2 separate regions of the Homo sapiens genome follow, and region 2 is linked to region 1. The links are chromatin loops, found by intact Hi-C in ENCODE. Cell type or tissue: endothelial cell of umbilical vein. All regions are shown on one strand. Links, peaks and the distances in the headings refer to the core of each region. The heading gives the core; the rest is flanking DNA.

Region 1 (15,482 bases), core at 3,749-11,748:
CTGGCAGGCAAGTAACAAGTCTATAACCAAGAAGATATATATTGTGTTTGTGAAGAGAAAAATCTCCTTTCTTTCTAATATATCTTACATATCTTGTTAAATTGCTTCATGCCATGCTGCTATATATGTATTTTCTTTCAAAGGCCTGAGTTCCAAGAAAGCAACAATTTTATTTGTAATACTGTTCTTTATTTTTAAAACTATGTATTTTATATATGTACATTTATATATATGTATGTATATATTTACATTTAGTACCTTGGTACTGGCCTTATAGGATTTGAAAAAATTAAATTAATAATTACATTTTTCTTTCATTGGCATTTAAGATAGCACAGATGGACCTAGGTAATCTAGATATGAATTCTTGACCACATGACAAACACAGATTTAAAACTTTATGAATTAGGTGAGTCCCTTTATGTCAAGAACACAGCTACGATCATCTTTTGTGGAAATAACAAAGATAGGGTTTTTTTGGTTGGTCTTTTTGACAATGCTTTTGGATTCTATAAGGTTCTATGACCAGTATTTGTAACTCAGACCTAGGATTTAGAAAAAGTCATTGCCTACATGAAAAATATTCCTCTTTTAGCCTTTCTTTTCTAATGTCTTGTTTTGGAAGAAATCAAAAGAATAGCTGTAAAGCGTTTGAGAGACTCCAGAGCAGCGTTTGACACTAGTGACATTTTGGGCTGGATAACCTTTGGTCGTGGGGGCTGTCTTGTGCATTGTAGGGTGTGTAGCAGTATCCTAGGCCTTTGCCACTAGATGCTAATCATACTTTCCTACCCAGTCTTCAGACTCAGAAATGTCTCCAAACATTGCCAGACTTCCAGGGGGAGGAGCAAAATCAGCCCTGATTGAGAATCACTGGAGTGGAGAGTAATGGAGAAGTTCAGAAATGCAAAAAGCTCAGAGAAAAATGGGGCTCAGAGGAAATAGAAAAGTAGCAAGGGGTTCAGGCTTTCTAAATCAACAAAATACAATTTTCTATTAAAAAAAATAAGTCAAGAACCAAATAAGATATCAAGAAATTATCTGCAACATTTAAGCCAAAGCATTGATACCTTTAACACACATACAGCGTAAACTAATCAAGAAGAAATCTGCTGGGCATGGTGGCTCATGCCTGTAATCTCAGTGCTTTGGGAGGCCAAGGCAGGAGGATTGCTTGAGCACAGGAGTTTGAGACCAGTCTGGGAAAAATAGCAAAATCCATCTCTACAGGAAAAAAAAAAAAAAGCCAGCATGGTGGTGCACACCTGTGGTCCTAGCTACTTGGGAGGCTGTGGCAGGAAGATTGCATGAGCCCCGGAATTTGAAGCTGCAGTGAGCTGTGATTTTTGCCACTGTACTCCAGCCTAAATGACAGAGCAAGACCCCATCTGTAAACAAAGAAAAAAAGTTTAAAATCAATGAGGTGTGTATAGGTAAATAGACAAAGCACGTGAAGCACAATTTTTACAGAAATATGATGGCAAACATTTAAAATATTCAGACTCATCTATGAAATTGATAATGTCTTGTTCTTACTGTTTCTCTAAAGCTCAGTTCAAAAGTCATGAGATGAGGCAGAGCAAGTTGAGTGCCTTGACTGTGGAGCGTGGGGTCCTGGGAGAGAGGGAAGCCACTTTGGCTCAAAGCTGAGTGTCTGAACTCAGGGGAGTGAGAGCATTCACGTGGAAACCTGGCAGCCGGGCAGGAGAGGGCAACAGAGACACGGCTGGTTGTTTTGGAAAGGGAAGGAACTGGAATAAAACTCTGTTCATTAGAGAGACTGGTGTGAACTCTTGGTATTCCACAGAGAGAAAGAGCTGTGTAGAAATAAACATAGATGCAGATCTTTGTGTCTGTGTGTTCCACATACGTATATTTCCCGGCTGTGTCCACTGAGAGGACCTGGGAACTGTAACACCTAGTGCACACCTAGTCTGGGACTTTGGCTTCTAAATACTGTTCGCTACTTAAAGGTGCTCTTTGGAAGAATGGCTGATTCCAGGGCTGGGACAGAGAAGTAGAAGATGAGCCTGGGATGTCTTCTTGTTTCATAAAGTAAGGAAATGTCCAAAGATGAGGATATAGCAGAAGGACATAGGAGTCAGCTTGAAGAGGCTCCTGCTAGCCAAATCTGTGGCAATTTCAGCATCAAAATAACGGTAGTAATAGGTTATAACTCACTGAATAAAATAGGAATTTGTGAGTTCAGTGCTTAAAGTCCTAAGTTTGCTGAGGAATGTCATATATGCATTCTCTCAGAGTAACTCTCCCCACTCCCAAATTCTTAGGAATTCAAAGAGAAAATGAGAAACTTCACAGTGGAGAAGTCTGACAGATAACACTTTAACCTAGTGATCAAAATTAATAACATCAGTAATAAGACTGATTGAAGTTATGTACCACGTGATAGGATATGAGAACTCAGCATCATGACTGTGATGCTCCTGCCAAAGATGCAGAACCTCAATCTATTCGTGAAGAAACATCAAGCAACCCCAAACTGAGACGCATTATACAACAAAATAACTGGCCTCTAGTCTTCAAAAGTGTCAAGCTCATGAAAGTCAAGCAAACAGAAGCCTTGATTCTGAACTGGAACCTTTTGCTGTGAAAAGGATCATGGTGGAATGATTGGTGAACCTAGGATTGGATGGTAGTAATGTATCAATGTTAACTTCCTGGTTTTCATAGGTGTAGGACAATGTCATTGTGCATAAGAAATACACAATTTGGAGGTGATGGGCCATTGTGTTGGCAACTAACTTTCAAATAGCTAAGAAAAAATAAGTTATACTATTCTATTCTTGCACTGTTCTCTAAGTTTAAGATTCTTTCAAAATAAAAAAAAAGAATAAAAATTAATGGTGGCAGTGCTGATGGCCTCATACCTTGCTGATACTTTTGGCAACAGTATGTATCAGAAGCCCTAAAAATGTTCATGTTCTGACATTTGTTATTCTGTCCTCAGGGAACAAAAAACTTTGGAAAGACACTTGTATTATGGTATTAAGCAGAACAGTTTCATTGATAACTGTAAATGCAGTGGGTTTTTAACTAGGTACAAAAAAAAAATCATAGAAAAAGATTGGAAGCCCCTTCTCCCATCATTCTTAGCATTAGACCGACAAGGCAGGATGCTTCTGAATGGCCACACATTGGCTGAACTGTTTTTCCATTATTTCTTTCCAATGTCTATTTTATTCTCGGTAACATAATTCCAGCTTCCTTGTTTTCTTTTTCTTTGACCTTAGTTAGCTCGCTGTGCTCCCTCATTCTGCCCTCATCTCAGCCCCTCCTGGCCCCTCTTCCACAGTGCTTCTGCCTGCCTTTGTCCTACTGAGAGCAAGATTTCTTGTGTTTGCTGTGTTGAAAGATTTTTCACAGGTAATGCTGTTGTTCTGTTTCTTTTTCTTTTTTTTTCTTCTTTTTTGAGACTGAATTTTGCTATTGTCACCCAGGCTGGAGAGCAGTGGCATGATCTCGGCTCACTGCAACCTCCACCTCCTGGGTTCAAGCAATTCTCCTGCCTCAGCCTCCCGAGTAGCTGGGATTACAGGCACATGCCACCACGCCTGGCTAATTTTTGTATTTTTAGTAGAGACTGGGTTTCACCACGTTGACCAAGCTGGTCCTGAACTCCTGACCTCAGGTGATCCACCTGCCTCGGCCTCCCAAAATGTTGGGATTACAGGCATGAGCCACCGCGCCCAGCCAGTTCTGTTTCTTTAGCATGATGTTTCCTTTCCCTTTTACTATTCTATTTTTTTTTTTTTTTTAAGTGATGGGGTTTCACTGTGTGGCCCAGGCTGGCCTTGAACTCCTGGGCTCAAGCAATCCTCCCACCTCCGCCTCCCAAGTAGCTGGGACTACAGGCGTGAGCCAGAGTGCCTGGCTGATACTTATTTTTTTATAGACCTCATGTCAATGCTTTTCTGTCCGCCACTGACGGGATCAGCCTAGCCATGACCAGCTCAGCACTCCAGCATTCCAGTTAGCAAGAATGACTGCTTAGGCCTCGATCTCACATTTCAAAATGCTCTCTACTTCCTTAGAACATTAGAAATAAAATTATTATATGATCCAGCAGTTCTCTTTCTAGGTATACACCCCCCAAAATTGGAATCCAGCAGGTACTCGAACAGATATTTGTACACATTTGGTGAGAGCAACCCACGTGTCTATCAACAGATGTATGGATCTACAAAATGTGTGCCACATATAAAATGGAATTCAGCCTTAGAAAGGAAACTTTGACACATGCTATAACATGGGTGAACCTTGAAGACATGCTAAGTGAAATAAGGTAGTTACAAAAGGGCAAATATTGCATGATTTCACCTCTGTGAGGCACCTCATGTTTGAAATTCATAGAGACGGAATGGCGGGTACCAGGATCTGAGGGGAGAGGGTCGGGAATGGAGCGTTATTGTTAATGGGCACAGAGTTTCAGGTTTAGAAGATGAAGAAAGTTCTGGAGATGGATGGTCGTGATGGTTGTGCAACAATATAAATGTACTTTGTAGCCCCTGAAGTGAATACTTAAAATGTTAAATTTTACATTATATATATTTAACCTCAGTTAAACATTTTTTAAAATGCCATACAGTTGTTAGATGGTAGAACATTCAGTGATTAATGCTGAACTTAAAGGAAACTTTCCTGAGATTGTTGGATAGGGGAACTTCTGTTATCTTTAGCTTATAGGACTGTGGCTAGTGGAGTGGCCAAGGGAAAATGTCCCCTTTTTCCTCTGAAGTTTTGCTGAAAATCAGCTGCTAAAGGCATAAAAAAGCATACACGTTTGTTAATGTGCATGAGGGAGAGTCACAGTGATGACCTACCACGCCCTGGGGGACAGATGTATACACCCTTCTTCTTAGGGGAAAGGGAGATGGGGAAGTGTGGATGATTTTAACGGGGTAGGAACTGATTTTTAGGGAATTCAGTGGGCTTGAAGAACATACCATGGCCTGGGACCATCTGTTGGGCCCGCAAAGCAGATAGGAGTCTGTTCAGGTGTGTTGACAGATTTCAGTCTTTGTTCCTGGGATAGGAGTTCAGTTACTGAAGACGCAGGGAAAGAGCCAGAGGTGATTGTTTTCTTCTTTGGCAGGTCTGGGAGTTTGGGCAGATAAGGGAACTCCAATGAACAAGTTCATCGTCTGCTTGGGAGAGAGAGAAGATTGAGAGACAGTGGGTAAAGTGGAAGGCCAGAGAGACCTGGAGGCTTCTTCAGTTCAGGATGTCAAAGCGCTGTATTTTAGGGTATTGGTTTATGAGCCCCAACACTGGATTCTGTACCTTCCTGGGTATTTTAATAGGAAATTAAAAGAAGTTATCTACAAGTCCAAAAGTCTAAAAGTAGCTCTTATCAGACACCTACTATGAATAAATAATCCTTTAAAAATATCCACCATAGCTTTACAAAAGATCTGTTATGGTGTCATTTACCGTATTTTGGAGAACTGGAGACATTAATAATGCGGCTGTGATTAACCACGCTACTAAGTCCTAGAGTCAGGGATAAGCCCGTGACTCTTCGTTCAAAGTTCATAGTTCATGCTGTTTCATGAAACCCCACTTCCTACAGAAAGCATGAATGCAACATTATCTGACCACCAGGAAATCATATAGGCCGCACTTGACAATGTGTTGCTTAGGACAGATACTCACTTTTTTATTTGTTTGTTTGTTTGAGACAGTCTTGTTCTTCACCCAGCCTGGAGTGCAATGCCGCAATCTCGGCTCACTGCAATCTCCACCTCCTGGGCTCAAGCAATTCTCCTGCCTTAGCCTTCTGAGTAGTTGGGATTACAGGCTGCACCACCATGCCCGGCTAACTTTTGTATTTTTAGTAGAGACGGGGTTTCGCCATGTTGGCCAGGCTGGTCTCGAACACCCGACCTCATGATCCGCCCACCATGGCCTCTCAAAGTGTTGGGATTACAGGCGTGAGCCACCACGCCTGGCCGACAGATACTTGCTTTTAATGCAAAATTGCTGATGAAAGCCAAATTCCTCCAATGCCTCTGAACTCTAGGTGATGTATTTTAATTTTTTCCTCTGTATTCTCTTTTTTCTATTTATAAAACAATAAGATACTGTGTACCGTATACCAGAAAGCTTCTTGAGGGTACTTGTCCAACCCTCTCATCTCAGAAAGCAGGAATGTGGATGTTTGATGCTATGTGACAGGGACAGTACAAAAAACACACATCATCTCTTTCTAGTGCTGCTTATTATTTTCTGTGTAATTCTCCGTATATGTGCTCATTGACTTTTATACATTTTTGAGTACTTCTCCAGCTACACATGCCAGACTGTCTAATACCTGGCGTGTCCCTTTAGGCTGGTGATTTACCCATCAGTCAGTTTGATCTCATCCCTGCTGCATTGACGAGATTTTCATTGTTAAATTGCTTTAAAAAAACACCACAGATTCAAAATTAAATAAATGTAACATATCAAACCAATAACTGTTACATTATAGGCTAGAAACCACAGAGTACCTGCTGCTACATTATAAAATTATGTGGCCAGGTGCAGTGGCTCATGCCTGTAGCCCCAGCACTTTGGGAGGCCAAGGCAGGTGGATCACTTGAGGTTGGGAGTTCGAGACCAGCCTGGACAACATGGTGAAGCCCCATCCCTACTAAAAATACAAAAATTAGCTGGACATGGTGGCACGTGCCTGTAATCCCAGCTACTCGGGAGGCTGGGGCACTAGAATCTCTTGAACCCAGGAGGTGGAGGTTGCAGTGAGCCAAGATCGCAGTACTTTACTCTAGCTGGTGTGAAAGAGTGAGACTCCATCTCAAAAATAATAATAAAATAAAATAATGCATGTGAACAAAAAACTGAGCTATAGATATTGAATGAGGAATTCTTGACATGGCACTTTTCTCCTATTTAAAGCTCACACAAAAACCCTAGGAAACGTGGTCTTGTCTTCTCGGCACATGTGAGAATGGTCCTGACTTCTGTGTTTTCCTTGTGGGAATGTAAGACCTGTTTCTGTTGATTCCTTTCAAATATGGAGCATGCTCTTTTGTAGCAGAAGAGTGAAAACAGCGCCTACCAGAAATGTCAGTACAGTAGAGTGCTTTTCTTGATGTGAATTAAGATTTCTCAGAACTTCGCTTTCTCAGTCATTTGCCCAAAGTGTGCCCCAGGACCTTGTAGTGTATCCTTTCTCTTGTATGTGTGGCAGGAATGGGTGGGTGACAGACATGTATATGATAATTGAGGATCAGAACATATGTGATGGAGTCGATTTTCCTTCTGCCTTTTCCCTGCTTTGCTGTTTCCTCAAGGGAAATGATGCCTGTGCATAGACTATTGTGTGGGGAGGGGCGTGGGTATGGGGAGAGTAGCACTTGGTGAAACTGCATTTACACAAATCTCAATGTTTTCCTGCATGCATTTGCATTTACTACATAGGAACATATGCACACGCTGTCGATAGAGGCGGTTACAAAACTGTTAATGCCTCCTGGAAGGTGAAATCACAAACTGCAAAGGTTTCTTGCCAGGGAAAATGTAGAAATGACACTGCCACCTGTTGTTTAAACCAGAGAATTGCTACAAGTTCTGTTGCACCCATGAAGGGGGCAAATGCTGGGAGTAGATTTCTCCTCTCTCCTCACGTGGAAACTCTACTTATTTATTGATAACCGGTACATTTGCTATAAAATAGTCTATCAAATGTGGGTTTTCACAGTGTGAAATAAGAGGAAAATAATTTATTGAAAACATGCTTGGGTCTTTATTGTCATGGTGTGTGGTTTTCAACGCTTTATGTAATGGAGCCTAAGGCTTTCTATTTTGTGTAGTTTTTCCCTCAAGAAGACAACAAAGGAATTTCTCTTCCTTATGCTAATGGTGGATGAAAAGGTAGGAAAGTACTTGGGGCTAGTGTCGTTGGCTTATGTTCAGTCATCGAGCAAGCAGTTGGTAGCCAGTATCAGTGGATAATGATATTGACAGCCAGTACCAGCAAGCAATTGGTAGCTGGTATCAGTGGACAATGATATTGACAGCCAGTACCAGCAAGCAATTGGTAGCTGGTATCAGTGGATAATGATACTGACGGCCAGTATCAGTTTCATTTGGGTGTCTGATGAAAAACTTAGTTCTTCTGCAGTGAGGAAAGGGTAGCTATTGAGGGTACTAAGAGCTGGTGTTCAGTTTGTGTAGTGGAGCAAGCGTAAACTTAGCAAGATAAGGAGTTTGTGTGTGATCATGCAGATTTCAGTGAGTTATCAATCCACTTTAATGCTAGAGCCAGTGCCCCTCCACCCATATTAATTAGTTATGCCATTCTCCTATGTGAATTACCATGGCATAAGTTAGTGGTTTTAACAGAGTTAATGAACTCTGTTGAGATAGCTGGGTCAGAAGGCAGCTAACTAAGAGGGAGCTTGCACTGGGGCCTTTGTAAGTAGGAATTCCCACTCACAGCATCGACAGTGGTCTAGGTGATTTTTAAATTCTCCTCCTTTTTATGTCCTTTTTCTAAATTTTACAGGCACATAGGCCAAACCTGTAGTGTTCACTTTCTGACCATGAAAAACCGTTATGAATAATGTTCACTTTCTGACCATGCTAAACCATTATGAGTAAACTTTAAGTCATCTTATTGAGGATTGACACCAGCTGATGATTCCTATATTGGTATTTAAAATTCCAGAAAGTCAAAGCTCAGGCAGAATAGTAAAAGAAAATGAAATAATATGAAGTCCCAGAGAGGAGGAAGGTGGTGTTTGAGGAGTGTTTTTCAACCTTTGGCAATTTCTTCAGCTCTTAGGGCCTTGATTTCCCCATCTATGAAATGGGGAATTCAGATCACAAAAGTTTTGAGGTTCCTTCTGCCTATCATTTTGTTGATGTATTTGAAACTTATCTTGCTAATACACCATTAGATCTCTAAATTTGTAATACGATTTAAAATGTAGATTTCTAGTCCCAATGTGGTGCTAGACTTCGCTCTTCCTGGGCCGCATATGGGGACAAGATGACGTCTTCAGCCGTCTTCAAACCCTGTGACTCTGGAAGCATGTTATATGTCCTTCCTATGTAAGAAAGTATCCAAGTTTTCCTAGGAGACTGTCAAACTAGGATAAGCACACCTTTCCTTGGGGAAACACCATCTTTCCTTAACCTTCTTTAGCTTAATGTTTTTGATATTCAGCACATACTATCTAAATAGATGACGCAGATATCCATAGACACCATGCCATAGTTAATATCTAATGCCTTCTAACAGCTACATATGGAACAATTATTTTAGCCCTCTAAACCTTAAGATTGGATGAGTTTGCCTTTTAATCCAAGAAATATTTTGGGATGAGAAGTCAACTTTTCCCCATTTTTCCTTGTCTTTCCTATTTGGACTTTCTCCGTCACACTGTTCGTTTAATGAATAAGCAAAGATAACTCAGCTGCTTGCCAAAAATGCACTCAGATTTCTCCTGCAAACACTCATTTTTAAGTAAACCAAAGTAGTAGGAAATGAAGAAAACAGAGAGGGAGTTTATTAAATTATGTTTAGGCTTTCTTCCTGGCATCATTGGGCTCTGGATACATGTTGATCAATTCTTATCCATGAGTACATCACGCTAGAGTTTTAGGTCTTTCTCTGCATGGAGAAGCTTCATCTCTGGTGTGAGGTCTGGTAGTGAACTGATGAAGGAGAGGAGAAAACAAGAGCAGGGGGTCACTTTTTAAAAGTCAATTTTTATCCTGCTGTGATTGAATTGTTGCCCCAATAGACAGAGCATACGATTCTGTATTGTTTCTCAACAGAGAACTAGAAGAAGTAAAGAAACTTCTTATGACATTCACAAACACAATTTCTACTGTTATGTTTTAAAATATTGGGGTTTTTGTTGTTTTTTTGTTTTTGTTTTGTTTGTTTGTTTTTTGAGATGGAGTCTTGCTCTGTTGCACAGGCTGGAGTGCAGTGGCGCATTCCCAGCTCACTGTGACCTCTGCCCCCTGGGTTCAAGCGATTCTCCTGCCTCAGCCTCCCTATTAGCTGGGCATGGTAGCACTCACCTGTGATCCTAGCTACTCAGAAGGCTGAGGCAGGAGAATTGCTTGATCTCACGACACGAAGCGGAGGTTGCAGTGAGCCGAGATCACGCCACTGCACTTCAGCCTGGGCAACAGAGCAAGACTCCATCTCAAAAAAAAAAAAAAAAAAAAAAGATCTTACATGAGACAACGTCATATTCCAATAGCTTCTTCTACTTCATTCTAGTTACTCTGCCTGGGGTCACAACAATAATTTTGAAGGTATTTTAATGTCTTTCTCCTTTTTTAAATAAGGAGAATACTAAGACCTGATTGGAGAGACTTGCCTTACGGCTCTGGCCATCTGCAGTGTTGGAAGTAGATGATCTAACTTGAATCTAATATTCTTTCCACTATATGATATATACACAAACCAGTATTGCCTTTTGCGTTGTTACCCTTTTATGTACGTGTGTGTATGTGTATACACACATACATGTTACAAAGTAATCAAGTCCCAGTTAAAAATATATATTCACAAATATTTCTGTGACTTCAAAAAATGTGAAGACTCTTAGTTTAGACAAAAATGCATTAAAGTTAGGATTGTAGACTCTTCCTAGAAACAGAAGGGACACTGTAGATAAGAGTAGGTGGTGTCCTCTAGCTTCAGGCTATTTTGCATCAAAAACAACCTAGACAAATCACGTATACTTTGTATATGTTAGTATAGCCCCCAATACATGAATTCCAACCTGTATTGCTGACTTCGCTCCTACAGTCTGCAGCATTGTGAGCGCCTTGAAGGATGCTATATTAAAGTACTTTGAGCGTGGTTTCACATTATGGCCCAACGATACACACCTGTCGATTTTTGCTGGTTTTACCACCATTATTTTATATAGTTATCATTTACTGAGTGTTGACTATGGGCCAGTCGTTTCATAGCAGGCCCGTTTTTCATATTTTGCAGCTAAGAGGAGGAAACCGAAGCCAAGTGACTTGCCCAAGGCCACGCTGCTAGCAAGCGGTACGGCTGGCACTTGAACTTGAGTCTGTGACTCCAGAGCCGAATTCTTCATCCCCGGACTCTCCTGTCTCACCTGGGGAAGGTGCTGAGGTGTCTCAGAGGATTTACCTCACTCTGCAGGCCTAAACAGAATTAATCCTGTGGTTTAGTGTCTTAATAGGGATGCTGAGGGCAAAGGAGAGGCTCTTATTTTCAAAACAAATGACTTTGGCAGCATGAAAAAACGAAACCGAGAAAATTGCCAGCACCAAGCTTTGTGTGCAAACACTACTGCTTTGTTCCCCGGTGTTGAGACTCCTCATTAAACAGCTCCCTCCCTGCGTTGCTCGAGAAAGGAAAGGAAAACTTCAGAGGTACGGCTACTCCCCAAGCGCTGTTGCTGCCAGAGCCTCTAGTATTTATTTTTCAAAATTTTAAAAATAGTCATGGCATTCTTACAGCTCTTATGCCCTCCAGGATCCCAGCCGACTTCTAAGTACAGAAATGTTAATGGGCCGAGGGAGGGGAAGCCCAGAGGGCAGATCACCTCCCAGAAACTCAGGCTAAGCCAGTCCTCGGCTGAGAGGAGTTCTGCTTTCAGTGAGGCCCACCTTTATTTCTTATTTACGTCGCATTACAGGATGTGTCAAGAGCCCTTAGACATCCTAGGCAAGTGGTAACTGATGTTTCTCCAACACCGCTCTGTGCGTCTGTGGATAAGGACACAGTTTCTCCGAGGCCTTTCAGAATACAATGCACAGGTTGTGTTTCTTCATTACCATTGAGGTTTGGAACCTCTGGCTATTTCAGCCTTCCATTCTTGCCCTGTTTACAGGTAAGGAAAGGCTGAGAGAAATGAAGGGACTTCATTTTTGTCACATCGCTTGTGATACCATTAGGACCTCCTCCAGATGGCTGTCTTCGTAGGACAGTAGTCTTTCTTTGGCATCACTTTGTTGAAGCCCCTATGGTAGGGACTATGACTTAAACACTTTTCCTTTGGTGTAAAAATCACAGCCTTCTTATCCATGGGGAATGGATTGTTAACTGATTACTGTCATTTTTAAATATTTCAGTTTAGTTCTTTTCTAATGCATTTAATCCTGTTTCCCACGTCTGAGTACAAATTGCCCCACAGTATATTTTTTGTCATGCCCTACTGCCTTTTTTTTTTTGGTCAGGGTCTGGCTCTGTTTCCCAGGCTGGAGTGCAGTGGTGTGATCACGGCTTACTGCAGCCTCAACCTCCCAGGCTCATGTGATCCTCCCACCTCAGCCTCCTGAGTAGTTGGGACTACAGGCATATGGCACCATGCCTGGCAAATTTTTTTTTTTTTCTATTTTTGGTAGAATGGGGTTTCGCCGTGTTGCCCAGGCTGGTCTCAAACTCCTGGACCCAAGTGATCCACCCACATAGACCTCCCGAAATACTGGGATTACAGATGTGAGCCACCATGCCCGGCCTCCTTCTGCCTTTTCTTTAGTCCTTTCATCTCCTTTTATTCCCCTAACTCTTCCATCTCTCCCCCTACATGAAACCCAAAGTGCCAGGTGAATGAATCTCATTTATTAAGGTGAGATCAGAGAGTTGTCTCTGCAAGTAGATCATTGACCAGGGAGCTGACTCCAGACTCCCTTTCACGAGGCACCCAAATCTTTCCCTTCTGGGAAGAGAAAGCACCTCATCCCATCCTTCATGGCATCAGTTTTCCTCTTGAATAGAAACCTCCCACAAGGCCAAAGACAAACGCACATGCTTCAGAGTCTTGCTTTCTACGGATTGGGAAGGATAAGTTACGGTCCTGTGGGATGGGTAGCAGAGTGCTGCCTGATAATCCCTAGAGAAGGATGTCAGGCCCCAGTCGTGGCCGCTTCTCCAGCAGCCTCTTTAGAATGTGGGGAGTTGATCACTTTCTGTCCTCAGCTTCGGGCCTTAGCCTCAGTTCTGGCCCAGGAGAGGAAGCCCCTCTCAGCAGCACCTCAGAACAGAACCGTGTAACAGGAAGGAAGGGAGGAGTGAGCAGGATTGAGCAGTCCAGCTCCTGCCCATGCCTTTTCTCGAGCTCTGGCTGTGTCTGCTCTTAGATTTCATAGTGCTAATTGGTTTTCATGTTTTAGAGGCTCCAGGCTCCTTGATCTTGTTTGTTATGGAGTCTTCAATAGCCCCGCGATTATGTGTTCATGATTACGTTAAGCACAGTTAATATAGCTGTGGGGTCTGCGTGGAGGGCTCCTTCCGAGACAGCTCACCTCCCTGTGGTGTGTGTCCCTCTGTTCTCAGTGGGCTGAAAGACAGGGCAGTTTTGTTAGGCGAGACAGGTCAGTATTTGGCACTTGATGTCTTTTAAATTGTCTCTATTCACACATCAGGAAGGCTGCAGCTGATTTCCATTTATTTTTTAGTTTTTTAAAAAATCTTCTGAGAATAAGTCAGAATTATACAGGGGCTGCATATCACTTTCCAGCTTTCCCCCTAACTTTGTAAGTATGTGGGGAAAGACAGATGTGCAGTAAGGGCTTCTCACATTATCACCCAGGAGTTCCGTCTGGGAAACAGGGAGCACGTCCCAGTTCCCCTTTGGTAGGAAGAGGAACCTACGTGGGTCCAGCCTGGATATCCCTGGACTGTTCCTCACCACCCGTGTCTCCCCTGTCCCGCCCCCCGCCGCCCCTCCAGCACCCCAGCCCCTCCAACATCCCAGTCCCTCCAACTCGCTCATCAGTTTTAAGGTAGAATAGCAAGGCGGGCTCTTCCTACAAAGTAGATTTTTACTTTAACAACTTTAAAATCCACTTTGGGGCTTTGGGGGACCATGACATATAGGTTAGATTTCTTTTAGCAGTCAGGACGTGGTTGTGCTTTCAACACAAACATCAAATCACCGTCTTTAATTTTTAAAACCAATCCTAAAACAGTGTAGTAGAATTGCTTCCCAAATGTCAAGATCCCGCCTTTTCTCCCCTTTCAATATCTAGCTGTCTTCGGAGTATATAAAACCCATTCACAGAGCTTGGGAACAATTAGGTTCTCAAACTCCACATCTCATATGGAGGCCAATTGAAGATGAACATCTTTAAATGTCAAGAGGTGTGTGTTCTGGCCTGTAACCACGGCTCCATATGTGTGCTGGTTCTGACAGGGGCCCTAAATTCAGTGACGACGTCTGGTAATGATTGAGAGTGACTGCTGACTGGAGGTTTGAAGGACCTGGCTTCCCCCACTTTTTCTTTCTTTATCCCTTTTGCAGTTTTCATAGGATTCTCTGTTTGTGAGAGGATTCTGCAGTAAGCAGGTACTTGTGTTTTGCTTTTATAACATCACTGTAAGCGTGCCCCTTTACATGCTTAAACTATGCCCATATGACTCTCTGCAGAAAACTGGACCTGTTTCCTAGGCCCTGCTGTATTCCAGCTGAGAGGAGGCATAGGACATACCAAGGGAGTTTTGATTTGCTTATCCTCACATCCTCTAATTTAATGGGTAGCCCTTTATAGAGACAGGTGACTATCCGCATTTTAGATGAGCAAACCAATGTTCAGGGAAGTTGCCCAAGGTCAGAGAGCTAGTTAATTGAGAAACCAGGATTGAAAATCAAATCCAGTTCCAAGTACAGCGTTGGCTCCACCATATGTGATGGTCTTCCAGCTGTAAGCGTTTGCTTTGCTACTGTGAGAAACATTTATACTTGTCTGCTGAGTCATAGGGCAATGGGAATATTTTTGGCTTGCTCTATCTGGCTAATTAAGCAATGGCAGTAAGATAGGCAGAGCCCACATTTTTGAGGTTTTTCTTTGTAACCAACATTCTTCATGTAATGTTTCCCCCTTAAAATGTTAAAATTAGGCCAGTCCCAGTGGCTCATGCATATAATACCAGCACTTTGGGAGGCCAAGATGGGCAGATGGCCTGAGCGCAGGAGTTTGAGACCAGCATGGGCAACATGGAGAAACTCCATCTCTAGAAAAAAATACAAAAAAATTAGCCAGGCATGGTGGTGCACGCCTGTAGTCCCAGCTACTCGGGAGGCCGAGGTGGGAGGATCAGCTGAGTCCAAGGAGGTTGAGGCTGCAGCGAGTCATGATTGCACCACTGCTCTCCAACCTGGGTGACAGAGTGAGACGCTGTCTCAAAAAAAAAATTATTATCCCTTATTCTTTTATTTCTTATAGTGTCTGTAGCATATAGGCCTCCCCAGGGAACAGTGCTGTCCATTTTCTGGGTTGCCCTGCCTCAACACAACTCTCCAGACCACCCTCTGTCTGGCCTCAACCCTACGTAACCCTTTGTGTGCACATACATTCCCTGGGCTCCCAAGGATAGAGCCTCTTGCATGAGGAAGCTGGATGAAAGCCTGGAAAGGTTATTTTGTTTAAATTCTTACCTTGAAGTTCCTTTGGTGAGGGAGCCAGCCTGGAAATCATTCCAGAACAGTCGTGTTTCATAGTTACAGTGTAATCGG
Region 2 (15,482 bases), core at 2,631-10,630, 230 kb before region 1:
ATATTATCTGTTTGATGACTTCTGTGCTCTGTGATAGAACTGTGTGTATTTATTTACCATAGTAACAGGCTTTGTTCTGTTAGTGAATACTTAAATGTGATTATTAAGTGTTATGTGAATATAACTATTTCAGACATAGTCTATAACTGCTATACACAAATTCTATAGGTTTTGGGAAATAATAATAATGAAAAGATGCCTCTGCCTCATATATAACAGTCCCTACAGTAATCAGGACAGACGTCTTTAGAACCAGGTGGTTTGTACCCAGTGATAAGTTAATATGTAATAAAGTCTTGCTATAAGTGAATCTGAGAAAAAAGCTACTTTTAATAAATACATGGATTTTTTTTTAAACAGAAACCTTTAACAGAATAAATTTATAATATTTTAGAGTCAGTGCAGTTATACATATGTTTCTTCATACTGCTTACTGTCTATGTGACCTTGGGCAAATTCACTCATCTCCGTGTGCTTTAGTGTTTTTATCTGTCAAATGGTTATAATAACAGTTTCTATCTGGTACGGTACCTGTAGTTGTACCTGGCACTTAGCAAACACTGTGTTATCTTTTATTATCATTGTGTATACGCCATTCAGAGTACGTGGGCACAGTGTTTGAGGCACCTACTAAAGCCGGGCACAGTGTCCGAGGCACCTACTAAAGCCGGGCGCAGTGTCCGCGGCACCTACTAAAGCCGGGCACAGTGTCCGAGGCACCTACTAAAGCCGGGCACAGTGTCCGCGGCACCTACTAAAGCCGGGCACAGTGTCCGAGGCACCTACTAAAGCCGGGCACAGTGTCCGAGGCACCTACTAAAGCCGGGCACAGTGTCCGCGGCACCTACTAAAGCCGGGCACAGTGTCCGAGGCACCTACTAAAGCCGGGCACAGTGTCCGAGGCACCTACTAAAGCCGGGCACAGTGTCCGCGGCACCTACTAAAGCCGGGCACAGTGTCCGAGGCACCTACTAAAGCCGGGCACAGTGTCCGAGGCACCTACTAAAGCCGGGCACAGTGTCCGAGGCACGTACTAAAGCCGGGCACAGTGTCCGAGGCACCTACTAAAGCCGGGCACAGTGTCCGCGGCACCTACTAAAGCCGGGCACAGTGTCCGCGGCACCTACTAAAGCCGGGCACAGTGTCCGCGGCACCTACTAAAGCCGGGCACAGTGTCCGAGGCACCTACTAAAGCCGGGCACAGTGTCCGCGGCACCTACTAAAGCCGGGCACAGTGTCCGAGGCACCTACTAAAGCCGGGCACAGTGTCCGCGGCACCTACTAAAGCCGGGCACAGTGTCCGCGGCACCTACTAAAGCCGGGCACAGTGTCCGCGGCACCTACTAAAGCCGGGCACAGTGTCCGCGGCACCTACTAAAGCCGGGCGCAGTGTCCGCGGCACCTACTAAAGCCGGGCACAGTGTCCGAGGCACCTACTAAAGCCGGGCACAGTGTCCGAGGCACCTACTAAAGCCGGGCACAGTGTCTGAGGCACCTACTAAAGCTGTAGGCTGGAGGTTCTTGCACTTGAGATAAGCCCCGATTACAAAATAACACTCTGTGGAAGGTGTTTTATATTTGCAGCTTACCTGTGAATATTCCAAGTAAAGTCACTGCTATTTGAAGCCAACCCAGCTGCTTTCCTTTATCAGAAAAGAATGTTCCCCTGTGAAGCCTTTTTATACTGTCCTAACAACCCAAATCCAGGAACACAACCCCTGCTCCCAACTCAAATGGACTTTTTCACCCAGTCAAATCAATGTTGGTTCTGTCTGTCCATTTTCTTTACATTAGGAAATGACATGTAGCCCAAAGGACAAATGTTTTAGGGGATGGATACCCCATTCTTGTTGATGTGCTTGTTTCACATTACATGCCTGTATCAAAACATCTTATATAGCCCATAAATATATACACCTACTATGTACCCACAAAAATTACAGAAAAAATAGCATCTGAAACAAATTGCCAAACTTATGCATAGGATTGAGTGAAGTAAATTAATTTTGAGTCTCAAAATGTTGCTGGTGTATTTAATTTTTAAAAGAGCTTAAGATAGTGGGCTTTCAGGTTTACATTTTAGTTTATTGCTTTCTTAAAGCAGTTAACTATCATTAAAAGATGGTTGCACTTTAAAAGTTGATTCGGGAGAGTAGTATTTATTGTCCAAAGTTTCATATTCATCTTTAAAAGATGTACGTCAAAGTAATTTTTTTCTTGTTTTGTTTGATAGAGTTCTAAATACATGAATATAGCTTTAAGAGATGGACCTTAAATTGCAATTTAATTTCAGACTCAATAGACACACGATACTCTGCTACCATTTTGGCAGTGTTATAAGCCTATTGATTATTTCTGATATTATCAGTGAGCAGCTTTTGTAGTGGTCAAGGTGCTATATAAATATAATGATTTCTTACTGACTTTCTGTAAACTTACGTGTTTGGACTGGTGAAGATTTATTTCTAGAAATAAAATATTCTCATATGAAGTGTGAACATTGTATTTTTACACCTAGTTTATGTGAAAAATATCTGTATTGTGTATTATAGTTTTGCAGTCACTGAAAATAGTGTACTGAATTCAGCTGTTTTCTTCAGGTAGCTATTCCATGATAACTGAGTTTGTCAAGCAACAATTGAAGATTTGAATGTTGGACTATGAAAATGAGGTTTCAGCAGTCACAGTCATCACAGGGTGAGAATAGATTAGATAGTGTTGCCAGGTTTTAGAAGACAGAGTATTAGAACCTAGTATCAGTAAGGAGGAACACAGGAATATAGAGAAGACCATTTTTGAGTTTTAGATTTTATAGAATTTTTAGACAGTTTTGCAGGTATATATCAAGAGAGGGGGAGGGAAAGGAATGCGTTTGAATTTATTCTGCAGGTGCCTGCAGTTATTAATGTGCTCTATAATTGTGTCATGCCAGAAGGTGACTTAATTTGAAAGTAAGCTAACATGGAACAGACTTGACTACCTGGGGGAGCTGCTCTTAGAAGAAAAGAGATAAAGTTTAATATAAACAGTACAAAATCACCTATCCAGTGGGGAAATAACTTTTGAGTTTGGAGAACATTGTATCTAAGGAACAGTTGCCAAAGCAGATATTACAGTGAAAGGTGAGATCAATAGACTTAACGTGACCTGATCTTATTAGTTGATAAGAAAAAGTTTTGGAAGTACATAAATACAAACACACATTTTTTAAGGGTGAAACAGAAATTATATTTTTCATGTTACTTTAGGTAAAACTGTTTTGTTGGGCTGTACTACTATGATGATCAAATATAACCTTAATTGAAAATTTTTATAGAGCTTATTTTTTCAGAAATATTTTATCCCAGTACATTTAGGAAATTACAAAAAAAAATACAAAAAAAACAAAAAACTAGGATCCATACTGGGTGCATTTTTGTGAATTAAAACCTGAAATAATTGTTTAATAGTTTCCATATTTGTGTTGTATTTTCTGTGTTTTGTGTGGAGTATCAATAATCAGGCCAGGTACGGTGGCTCATGCCTGTAATCCCAGCACTTTGGGAGGCTGAGGTGGGCGGATCACTTAAGGTCAGGAGTTCAAGACCAGCCTGGCCAACATGGTGAAACCCTGTCTCTACTAAAAATACAAAAATTAGCCAGGTGTGGTGGCAGGCGCCTGTACTCCCAGCTACTTGGAAGGCTGAGGCGGGAGAATCACTTAAACCTGGGAGGCAATGAGCCAGAGATCGCACCACTTTGCTCCAGCCTGGGTGACAGAGTGAGACTGTGTCTCAAAAACAAATGAAGAAACAAAAAGCAATGATCATACTATAAAAAAATCAAATACTAAAAAAAAATCCCAGTAATCACCTATTTTAAAATGCACTTTGTAGTTTTCGCATCTTGTTCTTGATCTTATTTGACCCTCAGAGAAATACTGTGAATTAGGTAAAAGAAGTCAGAGAGCGGCTGGGCACGGTGGCTCATGCCTGTAATCCCAGCACTTTGGGAGGCTGAGGCGCGCGGGTCACGAGGTCAGGAGATTGAGACCATCCTGGCTAACACGATGAAACCCCATCTCTAGTAAAAATACAAAAAAAAAAAAAAAAAAAAATTAGCCGGGCATGGTGGCGGGCGCCTGTGGTCCCAGCTACTCGGGAGGCTGAGGCAGGACAATGGCGTGAACCCGGGAGACAGAGCTTGCAGTGAGCCAAGATTGCACCACTGCACTCCAGCCTGGGCGACAGAGCGAGACTCCATCTCAAAAAAAAAAAAAAAAAAAAAAAGGAAAGTCAGAGAGCTTTTGCATAACTGGCCCAGAGGGTGTGGTAGATGGAGCTACACTCAGACTTTGGAGCCTGACTAATAACACAATTAGAGCATGAGCAAGAGGAAGGCCAGGGGCAGCTTTGACATGGGAAGAGAGCTACTTACATACTGACCGGTAATTGATAATGGGAACAAACGACCTGCCCAAATTACTTTCCAAAAAGTCTCTGTTGGGAGACATTTCAAGTTTAGAAATGAACAATTTTGAGATGATCTGGGCAGATTTGAAATCTTGTGAAATCCCTTCAAAATCCGAAAATGAGTGTGTGAGAGCCCAGCGTGTGTTTTGTGAAGACTTCTCTTGTGTGTCTTGTATTGCTTAGAGGGCATGATTTGATGACATGGTCAGAACATTCTGGGCAGAATCGTTACATCATCAGTTCTTGTCATATTGGCTCCAACCTTATTTTCTTACGGTTGCTTTTCAGTTTTATGAAACAATTTCCTCCAAACACCTTATCAGTGGCTCAGTATCCGAACCTTTTACTCCAAATACAGTTTCAAAAGAGATATGCTCTCTGCCTGTTAACTATTTCAGTTGAGACCCAACCTTACATCAATAGAATGAATCTCTGCAACGGTTGGTTTCAGCAAGGTGGTGAGAGGGATTTTGATGGTGAGGGACAGCGAAGCAGGAAAGGGTATGTTCTCATCACTCATGAAAACTTACTTCTCAGATAGCGTTTGCTCATAACCGCTCGCTAATCCAGGCAGTACTTATCCAGGTTCTCTTGCTACCTGGATTTTTTAAGGATAAAAGTCTACCAAAATTTTTCAAAGCAAATTCTGTAATCTACTAGAAGAATTTATTTTTTTGAAGGCAATAGGTGACTCTTAGCTAGAAAATAAAAAGTGTTAACTGTCGTTTCTATTTACTTTGGGAAGCATTTTGCCAAACAAAAAGGCCTCTTTTAGGTGTGGGAAATGAGTGATGAGTAGCTGACTCAGGAGCCGCAGCTAGCCTCTCTTATATATAGTCTATGTTCAGAGTGCGGAAAAAAGAGAAGAAACTGCTTTGTGACAGTTTCCCACGCACAAGAGATATTAATGAAATAAAATGTTTTTAACTCGTGTGTATATATATATATATGAGTCCCATGTTAAAAAATATATATATATATATATATAGAGAGAGAGAGAGAGAGAGAGTTATCCTTCTCTTTCTTAAACCACAGTGCTAGAGGCAAAATCTGTCCTGGTAGTCTGTTGAATGTGTGGTTGCCTAGACACACGTTATAAATAATTATTTAATTAATTTTTAAAAATGGAACTTGAGATTTTAGCATTTTGCTTATAACACATAAAATTTGAGATCTGGGACCTCAGAATTTTCTTCTGTACTTGCACACATGCTTTCAAATGTCATTACCTACTTGAGTCCAGCATCTGGCAATTCGTTATACTGAGCAGCTAATTTTTCATTGTGGTTCCTCTGGGTCTCAGTGCAGAGTCATACAACACAGCTGACTACAGAGTAGCGACCTGGATTCAGATCAGCTGCCAAATTAAGTTTACAATTCTGTAACATTCAGGTCTAATAAGGGAGTTATATACAAAAGAGCATTTAGTCTTAGTTGATTTAGTAGTTTGATGTGTATCTTCGTATTTTAACATATAACTAACGAAGAAATATGCTGAATATTATTTTCTTTTAAAAAACATTTTAATTATCTGAATAATCGAATTCATCCCTATGTGAGACTGTAATTATATTAAACAGTGTAATATATGTGTTACATATATATATAGTATATATGTATAAAATATATATAGTGTAAATGTTAGAGTCAGGCAAATTGGGTTTTGATTTCTGCAGAAATACTGTTATTTGGGCATCTTCTATGTGGCTCAGTTTCCACATAGGTAAAATGAAAATTCTAAAAATAACTTCATAGGGCCATTTTAGAAATTAAATAAAGTCATAAATATACTATTAATGCATATTATAAAGTGTCCAGTAGGTGGTATTCTTATTGCATTTGATGTAATTTATTTATGAATTTGAAGCTTCAAGCTTCCTTGACCGTAACAAATGCATACATAACCCAGAATATGAACAATTCACTCTTCAAAAGTTTTACTCACTTGAAATAATATACTCCACTTATGATAATGACTTCATTTTAGAAATCATATTACTTGGGATTGGTACCCTTTCTATTACAACAGGAGCCCTAGCTACTCAAATAGACTTACTTTCCAGTAGAAAAATATATTTTTACAATCCACATAGAATCTCATTTGAACAACTAGAGCAATGTCCAGAGTCCTCACTTCTTACTTAAAATAAAACTACAGATACAGTAAGATCAAGGATCATACCGTAAGAACAAAGGCAAAAGTTAGGTAGTAAAGGGGAAGAGAAGAACGTTTTATTAATTTTTTTAACTAAAGAAAGCCACCATAATTGAATGTCAACTTTAGCTGTGACTTTTCTGGCAGCTAGAATAAAAGTAAGATCGTTGTCTGATAGAACTGAATGTCTCAGTTTATTAGAACAACAAAATACTGTAATCTTTCTCAAAACCTACATGGAACAAACTGGAACAAGTATTTCATGAAAACCAAATGAAAAATAAGTAAATAAATGATTTCATCACCACTGTCACCAAAAACAAATGAATTTTTTGGATAGGAAAACATGGCTAAGTTGGTAATTGACTGAGACATTGGCCTGGTGTGTTATCTGTGGTTGTATTTTATTAAACTTATATTTACAGAAATGGAAAAAAACTAACTTTTCATACAGTTTGGTGTATTCATAGCAAAATATGAATAGAAATCACCTCTGGAATCTTGATGAACAAGGCCTTTAGTGGTTCATTGGTGTAGAATGAATATCAATTTAGAGAAATAGGTCTATAAGTCAGGAAGTGATGCAGAAATGTCATAAGGCTTATTCATAATCACAACATTTTTCAGATATTTTCCACGTTAAATCTGAAATTTTAATTTCTTAGATAAAAATCTGTTATTTTTGATTTTTTTTTACTTTTGTTTTGATTTGTAAAATTTCTATTTCATTTCTCTCTTTAAGGGTTGAGATTTTCCTAAGTGTGAGATGTCTGCCTCTTTCTTAATAAAAGAGGATCTACATGTTTCAAAAATACTTTTATTCCCAGTATTTCTGTTTTTTGTTTGTTTGTTTTTGGAGACAGAGTCTCGTTCTGTCACCCAGGCTAGAGTACAGTGGCACGATCTTGGCTGACTGCAGCCTCTGCTTCCCAGGTTCAAGAGATTCTCGTGCCTCAGCCTCCTGAATAGCTGGGATTACAGGCATGTGCCACCACACTTAGCTAATGTTTGTGTTTTTACTAGAGACAGGGTCTTGCCATGTTGTCCAGGCTGGTCTGCAACTCCTGGGCTCAAGTGATCCGCTCGCCTCAGCCACCATGTCTGGCCTGTTGCCAGTTTTTATTCTTATTTTTAAACTTCATCTTGGAAATAAAACTAAAAAAAAAAAAAAAAAAAAAGGCAGTAGCTGCTGAATTCTTTTAGGAACTCTATGGAGTTCAGGTTCTTGGTCTATTTAGCCGTAGTGGAATTTATGAAAATCTAAAACATTAATGATGCCTAAGAGGCAGGCTGCCTCACTGAGATGAATGCTTTGCCTGGCCTGATAGCAGAATTAAAGAAAATTGAAACTTCAGCGTTTTGAAGATCACTGGGGTATCATTTGGTATGTATTCAGAATAGTTCATGAATAATGTTTAGATGGAGTCCATATAAACCCAATTCATAGTAGAGTGGAAAAATTTTTATATACAGAAAACTGCTGTAGCCAGATAGTAAAAGAAGATATATTTAACTGTTTATAGTAGGCAACAGAAGGCAGTGTGGAAGAGTCCAATGAAAACAGTGTTAGGAGTGCTTCTTGTCCCTTTTTACACAACTAGAAAATATAAAGCAAAAGTAATTTTTATAACATATGCCAAGGATCTACTCATATGGTACATGTTTTATATCTGCCATAACAGACTGACATAGCATCTTTCACTGTCAAATTGAGTTAGCTGTGGTACATATCATGGATGGTTTCAAAGCTATTTTGCCATTAATAAGGCATTTACAAATACTATAATAAGTGCTTATAGTATATACTGCCGGTCCTTTCAGATTGCTGCTTTGCATGCATCAAATCCTATTTATAAAGTGGTATTATCCAAAGTGAATAGGGAAAATGATCTAGAAAGTCAGGATTTTTTTTTTCCACACTCACAAGTAGAATCCTTCTCTCTAGTGAATTGAGTCAGCATTTCAGAATGGAAAAGTCTGATGTGCAAATAGCTAGCCCCAAGATACCTATAAAATGGGGTCACTCAAAAAGGTGAAAAGTACAATGAATTTACATTTAAGTGTCCTTGGCCTCTTTTAGGTGTGGGAAATGAGTGATGAGTAGCTGACTCAGGAACTATAGCTAACCTCTTTTATATATAGTCTATGTTTAGAGTATAGTAAAAAGAGAAGAAACTGCTTTGTGACAGTTTCCCATGTACAAGAGATATTAATGAAATAAAATGTTTTTTTAACTCATATATATATATGAGTCCCATGTTAAAATATATATATACACATATATGTACATATATACGTGTATATATATGTATATACACATATATGTCTCCCAAGTAGCTGGGACTATAGACATTTGCCACCATGCCCAACAAAGATTGGTTGGCTTTTATTCATTTTTTAAAAATAAGGAAAAAATCCCCACCTTTTACAAAACGTGTAGAATGTTATTTCTTTCTAATCTTAACTCTCAATCTCTTGTGTTCTTAGTCCATCAAGTAAGAATTCTTTCTACACCAAACTTTCAAAGTAAGATTCAAAATAATCTTGAAATAGTTAAAACTCTTTCCAAGAATTAGAATGATTTCATAACAAAACATTTGATATATGGGCCAACAAATAGAATAGATTTAGCCAAAGACTGATTTTTGAAAGGAAAGTTCAGGAAACCTCCCAGAATATTCATATATATAATGTACAGTATAACTGATTAATGGATAATTTGGGAAATTAGAAACTTGGGGGTTAAGATCTGTGAAGACCAACGTCTTTCTAATAGGATTTCCAGAGGCAGGTGATAGTTAAGATAGAGGGGTGGAAATAGTCAATGAAATGATAAAAACATTATTCACAAAGCTGAAAAAAGCCTTATAATTCTTCAGATAGAAAGGGCTCACTATGTGTTGAATCACATGATTTAAAAAAGTCAAAAACTCAATTATTCCTAGTAAAATTTTAGAACTCCATAGAAAATATATATATACCAACATATTCCCCTAGAGGGAAAAAATAAGTGACAAAACATGCAGGAACTGGACTAAAATCACATTTCTCATATGCAGCATTTAATTCTAGAAGATCACGGAACAGTACTTTCAAAGTTCTGAAAGATAAATAACTTTGAATAAGTGCGATGTGGTGCTGAGAAGAATGTATATTCTGTTGATTTGGGGTGCAGAGTTCTGTAGATGTCTATTAGGTCCACTTGGTGCAGAGCTGAGTTCAAGTCCTGGATATGTTTGTTAACTTTCTGTCTCATTGATCTGTCTAATGTTGACAGTGGGGCGTTAATGTCTCCCATTATTATTGTGTGGGAGTCTAAGTCTCTTTGTAGGTCTCTAAGGACTTACTTTATTAATCTGGGTGCTTCTGTATTGGGTGCATATATATATTTAGGATAGTTAGCTCTTCTTGTTGAACTGATCCCTTTACCATTATGTAATGGCCTTCTTTGTCTCTTTTGATCTTTGTTGCTTTAAAGTCTGTTTTATCAGAGACTAGGATTGCAACCCCTGCTTTTTTTTTGTTTTCCATTTGCTTGGTAGATCTTCCTCCATATCTTTATTTTGAGCCTATGTATGTCTCTCTGTACATGAGATAGGTCTCCTAAATACAGCACACTGATGGGTCTTGACTCTTTATCCAATTTGCCAGTCTGTGTCTTTTAATTGGAGCATTTAGCCCATTTACATTTAAGGTTAATATTGTTATGTGTGAATTTGATCCTGTCATTATGATGTTAGCTGGTTATTTTGCTCATTAGTTGATGCAGTTTCTTCCTAGCATCGATGGTCTCAGTAAAGCACTCCTCAGCAAATATAAAAGAACATAAATTATAACAAACTGTCTCTCAGACCATAGTGCAATCAAATTAGAACTCAGGATTAAGAAACTCACTCAAAACCGCTCAACTACATGGAAACTGAACAACCTGTTCCTGAATGACTACTGGGTACATAACGAAATGAAGGCAGAAATAAAGATGTTCTTTGAAACTGATGAGAACGAAGACACAACATGCCAGAATCTCTGGGACACATTTAAAGCAGTGTGTAGAGGGAAATTTAGAGCATTAAGTGCCCACAAGAGAAAGCAGGAAAGATCTAAAATTGACACCCTAACATCACAATTAAAAGAACTAGAGAAGCAAGAGCAAACACATTCAAAAGCTAGCAGAAGGCAAGAAATAACTAAGATCAGAGAAGAACTGAAGGAAATAGAGACACAAAAAAAACCCTTCAAAAATCAATGAATCCAGGAGCCGGTTTTTTGGAAAGATCAACAAAATTGATAGACCGCTAGCAAGACTAATGAAGAATAGAGAGAAGAATCAAATAGATGCAATAAAAAATGATAAAGGGGGTATCACCACTGACCCCACAGAAATGCAAACTACCATCAGAGAATACTATAAACACCTCTATGCAAATAAACTAGAAAATCTAGAAAAAATGGATAAATTCCTCGACAGATACACTCTCCCAAGACTAAACCAGGAAGAAGTTGAATCTCTGAATAGACCAATAACAGGCTCTGAAATTGAGGCAATAATTAATAGCTTACCAACCAAAAAAGTTCAGGACCAGATGGATTCACAGCTGAATTCTACCAGAGGTACAAAGAGGAGCTGTTACCATTCCTTCTGAAACTATTCCAATCAATAGAAAAAGAGGGAATCCTCCCTAACTCATTTTATGAGGCCATCATCATCCTGATACCAAAGCCTGGCAGAGACACAACAAAAAAAAGATAATTTTAGACCAATATCCATGATGAATATTGATGCAGAAATCCTCAATAAAATACTGGCAAACCGAATCCAGCAGCACATCAAAAAGCTTATCCACTACGATCAAGTTGGCTTCATCCCTGGGATGCAAGGCTGGTTCAACATACGCAAATCAATAAACATAATCCATCATATAAACAGAACCAAAGGCAAAAGCCATATGATTATCTCAATAGATGCAGAAAAGGCCTTCGACAAAATTCATCAGCCCTTCATGCTAAAAATTCTCAATAAACTAGGCATTGATGTGACGTATCTCTAAATAATAAGAACTGTTTATGACAAACCCACAGCCAGTATCATACTGAATGGGCAAAAACTGGAAGCATTCCCTTTGAAAACTGGCACAAGACAGGGATGCCCTCTCTCACCACTCCTGTTCAACATAGTGTTGGAAATTCTGGCCAGGGCAATCAGGCAGGAGAAAGAAAGAAAGGGTATTCAGTTAGGAAAAGAGGAAGTCAAATTGTCCCTGTTAGCAGATGACATGAGTGTATATTTAGAAAACCCCATTGTCTCAGTCCAAAATCTCCTTAAGCTCATAAGCAACTTCAGCAAAGTCTCAGGATACAAAATCGATGTGCAAAAATCACAAGCATTCTTATACTCCAATAACAGACAAACAGAGAGCCAAATCATGAGTGATCTCCCATTCAAAATTGCTTCAAAGAGAATAAAATACCTAGGAATCCAACTTACAAGGAATGTGAAGGACCTGTTCAAGGCGAACCACAAACCACTGCTCAATGAAATAAAAGAGGACACAAACAAGTGGAAGAACATTCCATGCTCATGGATAGGAAGAATCAATATCATGAAAATGGCCATACAGCCCAAGGTAATTTGTAGATTCAATGCTATTGCCATCAAGCTACCAATGACTTTCTTCACAGAATTGGAAAAAACTACTTTAAAGTTCATATGGAACCAAAAAAGAGCCCTTATTGCCAAGACAATCCTAAGCCAAAAGAACAAAGCTGGAGGCATCATGCTACCTGACTTCAAACTATACTACAAGGCTACAGTAACCAAAACAGCATGGTCCTGGTACCAAAACAGAGATATAGATCAATGGAACAGAACAGAGCCCTCAGAAAGAATACCACACATCTACAACCATCTGATCTTTGACACACCTGACAAAAACAAGAAATGGGGGAAAGATTCCCTATTTAATAAATGTTGCTGGCAAAAGTGACTAGCCACATGTAGAAAGCTAAAACTGGATCCTTTCCTTACACCTTATACAAAAATTAATTCAAGATGGATTAAAGACTTAAATGTTAGACCTAAAACCACAAAAACCCTAGAAGAAAACCTAGGCAATACCATTCAGGACCTAGGGAGGGGCAAGGACTTCATGACTAAAACAGCAAAAGCAATGGAAACAAAAGCCAAAGTAGACAAATGGGTTCGAATTAAACTAAAGAGCTTCTGCATAGCAAAAGAACCTACTATCAGAGTGAACAGGCAACCTACAGAATGGGAGAAAATTTTTACAATCTACTCATCTGACAAAGGGCTGATATCCAGAAACTATAAAGAACTTAAACAAATTTACAAAAAAAAATCAAACAACCTCATCAAAAAGTTGGCAAAGGATATGAACAGACGCTTCTCAAAAGAAGACATTTATGCAGCCAACAGACACATAAAAAGTGCTCATCATCACTGGCCATCAGAGAAATGCAAATCAAAACCACAATGAGATACCATCTCACACCAGTTAGAATGGCGATCATTAAAAAGTCAGGAAACAACAGGTGCTGGAGAAGATGTGGAGAAATACGAACACTTTTACACTGTTGGTGGGACTGTAAACTAGTTCAACCATTGTGGAAGACAGTGTGACTATTCCTCAAGGATCTAGAACTAGAAATACTATTTGACCCAGCCATCCCATTACTGGGTATATACCCAAAGGAGTATAAATCATGCTGCTATAAAGACACATGCACACGTATGTTTATTGCGGCAGTATTCACAATAGCAAAGACTTGGAATCAACCCAAGTGTCCATAGACTGGATTAAGAAAATGTGGCACATATACGCCATGGAATACTATGCAGCCATAAAAAATGATGAGTTCATGTCCTTTGTAGGGACATGGATGAAGCTGGAAACCATCATTCTTAGCAAACTACCGCAAGGACAGAAAATCAAACACCACATGTTCTCACTCATAGGTGGGAATTGAACAATGAGAACACTTGGACACAGGGTGGGGAACATCACACACCAGGGCCTGTCATGGGGTGGGGGTAGAGGGGAGGGATAGCATTAGGACATATACCTAATGTAAATGATGAGTTAATGGGTGCAGCACACCAACATGGCACATGTATACATATGTAACAAACCTGCACGTTGTGCACATGTACCTTAGAACTTAAAGTATAATTTAAAAAATCATAACTGCTTAAAACTCACTGTAGTACACACTGTCCTGCTGGAATATTGCAGCTGCCTCCCGTTGCTTTCGTGGTGGGCTCAAGTGTCGTGACTATCCACCGAAAACGTTGTGTGACGCTCATCAGGCATCTCTACTTGCACAGTTCGTCTCTCCAGTAAATTGCACTGAAGTAAAAAGTAATTTCCCTCAAAAAAAAAAAAAAAAACCAAACAAAGAAAATAACTTTGAACCAAAAATCTCATGTAGCCAAAACTATTTGTTAAGTAAGAAGGCAGTGATAGAAAGATACTCAAATATGCATGGATATAAGCTATTTTTTATCTAATTATCTAGGCTTCTTATATGAAATAATATATGTAAGGAGTTTCTGCAATGAAATGGTAGAAGAATCCAAGAAAGAAGATAATCTGAGATGTAAGAAAGAATTGCAGGTAAAGTAAAGAAAAGCAAAAAAACGAAAATGAAATCTGCTTGACTCTTGGGATATTTTGTTTCAAACAGGAGAAGTTGAATGGCATAAGATTGCATTTCCTCCCCTGTGGAGCTGTTCCACAATACTTAGTTCTACAGTGAGTAATAGATATATAATTATAATATTGTGAATGCTGCCTGTTGACTATCTGTCTCCAAAAATCAACTGAGAAAGCACAGAGGACTGGGATCTATTTATGGAATAGAATTTAATGAATTAAAAATAATCACTGACAGTGTAAAATAATGCTGTAACAAAAGTCAAGAAGTAAATATAGGAATGCATCGTTGAAACCTGGCCAGGTGTGGTGGCACACTCCTGTAATCACAGCACTTTCGGAAGCTCAGGCGGGCAGATTGCTTGAGCTCAGGAGTTCGAGTGCAGCCTGGGTAACACAATGATACCCATCTCAAGAACATCAACAAAAAACAACTACTCAGGAGGCTGAGGTGTGAGGATTGCTTGAGCCCGGGAGGTTGAGGCTGCAGTGAGCCGAGATCGTGCCACTGCACTTCATCCTGGTCAACAGAGCCAGACCTTGTCTTAAAAAAAGAGAAAGAAACCCCAGTGGTATCTATGAGAAAAATGAAAAAACAGAAGATACTCTTTAGAAAATTTTATCACCCAAGATAGAGTGTATTAGGGAAAGGAAAATTTTCAATACTTAAAAAAATGCATGTATTACTTTCCTAGTTTTAAGAAAAGCTTAAACATTTAAAGGGTAATTTAATCAATGGGGGATTGTTAAATTATATTTTTTTCTAATAATGCAGCAGGTAAAACAACTGCAGGAGATTTCTTTGTGTACTGAAATCAAGTTTTAAGTGAATACAGTAAACTAAGTCACAGTACGATACGGATGGCATGGTCTAATTCAGTGTAAAATGCTTTTATGTTTGTATATATTCATGTGGCAAAAAGTCTAGAAGGCTATTCTCACTTCAGCTTTTTAAAGTTCTGTGCATACTAGAGGTTTACAGGGACTTTTAAAATGTCATTCAAAAGTTACAATAATAAAGATATTTTGAAAAATGAGTTTGTTTAAAGCCCAGAAACGGGGAGGGAGTGACTTACTGAGATTAACCAGGAAGCTGGTGGCAGAATTAGGACTAAAATCCAGTCTGAAGAGATGTTACAAAGCCCTGGGAAGTTTTAGCTTTCCCCCTTGAATTTCCAGCAGCCCTCCTAAGCTACCTCTAGTAAT

Evidence for each region. A loop is a pair of places that touch in the nucleus more often than their neighbours do. Peaks named below come from ENCODE experiments on the same cell type or tissue, not always from the same donor. Only the 100,000 strongest peaks of a DNase experiment are listed, where the experiment ranks them.
Region 2: a loop joins it to region 1, with 8 times the contacts of the local background. A loop is called at or near these places in 4 of 110 quality-filtered maps.

The regions. Positions count from the first base shown.
Region 1 is chr1:246,004,532-246,020,013 of GRCh38, reverse strand. All of the region lies in intron 5 of SMYD3 (SET and MYND domain containing 3), which reads left to right. Among named protein-coding and RNA genes, the nearest start is that of SMYD3-AS1, 96 kb to the left of the region's middle. In endothelial cell of umbilical vein, for the core only: a CTCF peak has its summit at 7,590 (motif pointing left); a DNase peak (open chromatin) is centred at 7,483.
Region 2 is chr1:246,237,423-246,252,904 of GRCh38, reverse strand. The region is part of intron 5 of SMYD3 (SET and MYND domain containing 3); the gene reads left to right. Among named protein-coding and RNA genes, the nearest start is that of SMYD3-IT1, 77 kb to the left of the region's middle. In endothelial cell of umbilical vein, for the core only: no CTCF peak of the experiment used is centred there; no DNase peak of the experiment used is centred there; H3K27ac peaks cover 471 bases.